Regions from separate parts of the Homo sapiens genome. Here region 2 is linked to region 1. Evidence: chromatin loops called from intact Hi-C (ENCODE). Cell type or tissue: mammary epithelial cell. All regions are shown on one strand.

The links. Peaks named below come from ENCODE experiments on the same cell type or tissue, not always from the same donor. Only the 100,000 strongest peaks of a DNase experiment are listed, where the experiment ranks them.
Region 2: it touches region 1 in a loop (5-fold over the local background); 4 of 110 quality-filtered maps call a loop at or near these places.

The regions. Positions count from the first base shown.
Region 1 is chr14:32,468,070-32,470,569 of GRCh38, reverse strand. The region is part of intron 2 of AKAP6 (A-kinase anchoring protein 6); the gene reads right to left. Among named protein-coding and RNA genes, the nearest start is that of AKAP6, 140 kb to the right of the region's middle. In mammary epithelial cell, a CTCF peak has its summit at 960 (motif pointing right); DNase peaks (open chromatin) are centred at 109 and 1,469; H3K27ac peaks cover 2,242 bases.
Region 2 is chr14:31,456,180-31,458,679 of GRCh38, reverse strand. It overlaps DTD2 (D-aminoacyl-tRNA deacylase 2), which reads left to right and starts at 1,174. Exons shown (of 3, transcript NM_080664.3): 1 at 1,174-1,397. The coding sequence starts at 1,287. RefSeq lists enhancers at 1,010-1,189, 1,330-1,539, 984-1,569, 1,570-2,155. In mammary epithelial cell, no CTCF peak of the experiment used is centred here; a DNase peak (open chromatin) is centred at 1,189; H3K4me3 peaks cover 1,154 bases; H3K27ac peaks cover 1,053 bases.

The sequences.
Region 1 (2,500 bases):
TACTTTCCCCAGAGATGAAGCTGACAGATCCAGTGGGAAAGGACTGTGCCTTCTTTGTTCAGTTGCTGATGTGAGCCCTAACGACAGCAGTGATACAATTTACATTCAATAAGCCATGAGTCAGAGAATATCATCTAACTTTTTATGAGAATAAGATACTGTAAATTCAAACTTGTAATGAAAGACCTTACTCTTGGTTTGACTGCTGTTCAGTCTTCTGGCAGGGATGGGTAGGGTGGGATACAAGAAATGCCTGAAACATTGCTTCTCAAATCTTAATGTGCATCTGAATCACCTGGGGATCTTGTTAAAATGCAGGGAGACAAGAATCCTGCATTTCTAACAGTTCCCAGGTGTGGCCCAAGCGTCCAGTCCACAGACCACACTTTGAGTAGTAAAGCTCTAAATATCAAATAGCCTAGTTGATGTTTTGTGGGTTTTTTAGTGATGAAGATTCTGTTGAGGGTGGAGGAAAGGGAGTGATGGTATGTAAGTGCTAACCCTGGATCTAATATGACATCATTTTATATTAGTAATTATATTCAGAAGACTTGATGTTTTACCACTTAATATTTGTTCATTGGAAGAGCAACTGAACTTAAAGCAAATCAGTAATTTCCCAACATCTACAGCCTATTTTATTAGAAAATAAAAAGATAAACATCTGATTTGAAAAGCGATAAAATATGTCATATATGCATGTCAAGCATCAGTTCTGATCTTTAGGTAACTGAAGGCATAATCTTTCATTTTGGAAACAGACATAATGCAATCTCTGTATCATAACTTTAGAAACATCTCCGAGCAGCATGTCTGGCTGACGAGCCAAGACAAGTATAATAATAAAAAAAAAAAATTTGTGACATTAAAAATATCAGATCTCAAAAAAAAAAAGACATTCTTTTAACTAGCGAGGCAAAGAAAAATGGGAAAGCTATAAAAGCTTGTTTCTTTATCAACAGTAGGTGGTGCTACAATACAAGTAAACAGTAAATGTACAGCAAGTACTTTTCTTGTCAGCATTCAAATAATGATTTAGTTATTATTACACTTTCTTACAGATCAAGATCAAAACTGTCTTGACTTTATTATACAGATTATTGGACATGTTTTCAAAAGTTTTCTACTACCAAGAAACGCTAGGAATCTACTGGTAGTTTAATATGTCAAATAATCTAACTTTTTTTAAATGTATAAACTTTTGTGTGCCTATCTTGTTTTTAATTCTTCTTAAATTACTTGGGGGAATGCTAGTGATCATAGTTTGTTATACACTGGCATACCAAGGAGGTTGTGAAAATCTCCTCCGTTGGAGACTGTTGAAAAGCAACACAAAACCCTCTATTGCTTTCACAGGACTTCTTCAAAGCAAGTTGATGAACTTTACCAGGCAATGCCTAGAAATTATTTCCTGGCACAAAGTCTAGTGGCAGGACAGGAAAACACTTCCCCAGAGTTGCAACAGTTCTCACAGTACACCCCATGAGTCAGGGAGGTATGACAAAACAGACGAGGGATCAGCAAATTTTCTAGTGGAATGCCTAGTTAATACCTCTTCCAATAGCATTCATTACTGTAGAGTTTAGGACAGTTTTTCACACATTCCACTAGGCAGAGATTAATTTGGACTAAACCTACCTATTATTCATATATTATTAATAATCACTTAAAACAGATGCTCTAAAATCAGTATCCTAGAAATAATAATTTTGATGAAGGTGGAATAAGATTGTTAGAGCAAAGGGGGGCAAGTCCAATTAGAACGCAGGACATTTGAGGAATGGCAAGTCTTTGGAAGTGGTTGTGTTTCTGTCAGGGCTTTGATGAGACGAAAACAACATAAGGATATGGAGTACCTGGGAGAAAGAATGGAGGGACAAAGATGGGAGGAGGGAGGACAATAAAACATAACAAAAACAAAAATCCTGATTTGCGCTTTTGTCTTAAGTCATGGTAGCACAGATGTGTAAATTGCCAGGCTCTTTGTAACACTTGATCTATGCAAGAAAGGTAACATCCTGCAACATCCTGTGATTACAGGATGTCTAAAGACAGAGATCTAAACTTGAATCAACAAAGTCCCTGCCCTCAAGAAGCTCCCAATCTAGTGTTTCTCTGCTATACTTACAGAGGTGGGCTAACCTTTACTACATGAAAGAGCAAGGCATTGTCTCACAGGACTTTGGTCTATTCACTTCACAGATATAGAAAGCAAGTCATCCAGGGATGAAAACTAAGTCCCACAACTCAAAAGGCACAGAGTAGGAAATATTTTTGGCAAGAACTAGCTCTTCTGAATATGTCATTTAATTTTCTCTTCATTAATGTCATCAGTAAATATTAACAGAGTACCTACTGTGTTCAAGGTGCCAGTGTTTCTCTTAATCATTTTCAGTAGAAAAATCACAAGTTTTTCTAGATTCTGAATGCTGCTGTCTGGGCTCCTATCCTAGGGCTGCCTTGTGACAGCTCCCTTTGCTGGTTTAGTTTATCAGACTCT
Region 2 (2,500 bases), 1.0 Mb after region 1:
GCTAATGGTTTGTATGTCAAAGTTTCTTTCAGGCCTGTAAAATCTGAATCTGAGAGCCGGAGAGAAAAGAGACTCAGTAGTTATAATGACATAAAGGTGCAGACATGAAGCAATTCAACTTGTCTGTGCTTTGCAGACAAATGTCAACAACTGTTGGAATCCCTGCAATGCAACAATCAGAGATCATGTGAGATTTTGCTTTCTGTTTTTACTAAAAGTGTAAACCTGGCTGCAAGATAACCAGCAAACAAGCAGCTTCGATTTTGTGTACAAAGGACTGTTGATTATGCATGGACTATTTTCTTCAGTCACACTACTTTGTATGGATAGCAACACTGTCAGTGATGTCATCTTTTTAAACAACAGATCCGAATGTATAGGCACATTGTGTCAACTGAGCCCAAATCAATGACCTGGGTAATGCAATCAGGGTAACACTATTATTCCTCATCTAAACCATCCAAGCCCATAGACAAATAAATGCTAATCTGATGCATGTTTAAGGAATACGTTACATGGGAAAGAAAATCAAGCCCTTGTTTAGTTTTATTTACATTCTAATATGTACTTCCAGAAAATGCATCACAGAATTTACGTCATATGCATCAGAATAAGCTGTTTTATTTTTGTATTAGTAGCGGGCTAAGTTATTAACAATCATACTTTCTTGGATAAGAACATTTTTAACAAGGATATCTTCTAAAGAATGTGTATTCGTATAGCATACCAATACCTTTTCACAACTGTGGAATCAGAATAATTTATGGCATTCCCGATAGAGGAGGCAGCATTGTTTTTATTGATTGGAATAAGGAAAATTTTGAAGGATGTATATATAGCTTTTAGTTCCATCTCCGCTTGCTTTATGATTCGATTATTTGTTTACTTACTTTCATATGGGCATAACATGAATTTAAATCAAGCAGATTTAAAATTTTTCAACAGTTGGAACCTAAGCTTTCTGAGGTGAAAAATGTTTCTTAAAAGGTTTGTAGGAAAGAGATTTAACGAGTCTTTTCAATCGTTTAATAAAAGTATACACTGAGCGCCTTCTACAGAGTTGGGCAGGTGCTGCCGAGAAGCTTAGCGCTACGCCGGCCTCCAAGACCGCACATCCGGGACATTCGAGAGTCAGTCCGAGGCCCCGCCCTCCTAAGGGCGGGGCCACTGGGCAATCGGCGCAGGCCCTTCGTCGTGCCCCGCCTCGTCTGCCCCGCCAGCGCGTCGAGGGAGGGGCCAGCGACACATGGCCTAGTAACTGTCCGGCCGCGGCGCTGGCTTAAGCCATGGCTGAGGGTAGCCGGATTCCTCAGGCCCGGGCGCTCCTACAGCAGTGCCTGCACGCCCGGCTGCAAATTCGCCCAGCCGATGGGGACGTCGCGGCCCAGTGGGTGGAGGTAACGTCAGCCCGGCAGCTCTCGTTATCCTCCGGCGTGCGGGGCGGTTTTTTCCGCGTTGTCTCGGTGACTCGTCCGCTCTGTGTCTCCCTCTGAGACCGGCGGTCCGGCCGCGGGGATACCGGGTCAGCTTGAAGCTGGCCGCGGTGGCCTGCCTGGCTGCGCTTGTCTTTTCGGTCCAGCATCACCGTTCCCCAGCGCCAGTTGTAGCACCCGAGAGGAAGAGCGTGTCTCCCTTCTTGGGGGGACCACAGGTATTTGAAACTGAGTTCGGTGAACTTCAGGCCTTACTGTCTCAGACCCCTTGCAGCTCGTGGTCTATGCTGGTCGGGGGCAAGCTTGTAGGTCAGGTTTGCTGCAAGAGTTCATGATCTGCTTTGACTTACGCCTCAGATCGCGTCGAATTCCCCCCTATGTTGACTTGGTCTTAGCATAGAAATGAGATTTCCTAAGAAACAATTCTATTTCAAGAAGCCTTTTAAAAGTTTTGACCAATTTCCAACTGAGAAACAAAGACCTCTACTTTTATAACAATGTTGCCTTATCAAACACATTTCTCCAAAGAATTTAAAACATTTATGTCACTATGAGTTCCTTCTACTTTCATACATACTTTACTTTTTAAGACCGCCTGCCCCCACTGCATACAAAAACAAATAAAATTTTCTTTAAGGCCTCTGACGTATTTTTGGAGTACGTTGAAATGTAAGAAAAAAATTAGTTCATAATTAAGACTTTTGTAGATACTCAGAAACTTCAGTGTAGCAAAATCTCATTCGCTCGCCTTTTCTGCTGAATTCGGTCCCAGATCTAGCATTACTTAAAACAATTTTAGTTATTATTTTACATTTATTTTATTTTTTATATTTTATTTATTTATATTTTATTTTATTTTTTGAGATGAATTCTCGATCTGTCGCCCAGGCTGGAGTGCAGTGGCACGATCTCGGCTCACTGCAACCTCCGCCTCCCGGGTTCAAGCAATTTTCCTTCCTCAGCCTCCCGAGTAGCTGGGACAACAGGCGCAAGCTACCACGCTAACTTGTATTTTTAGCAGAGACGGGGTTTCGCCATTTTGGCCAGGCTTGTCTGGAACTCCTGAC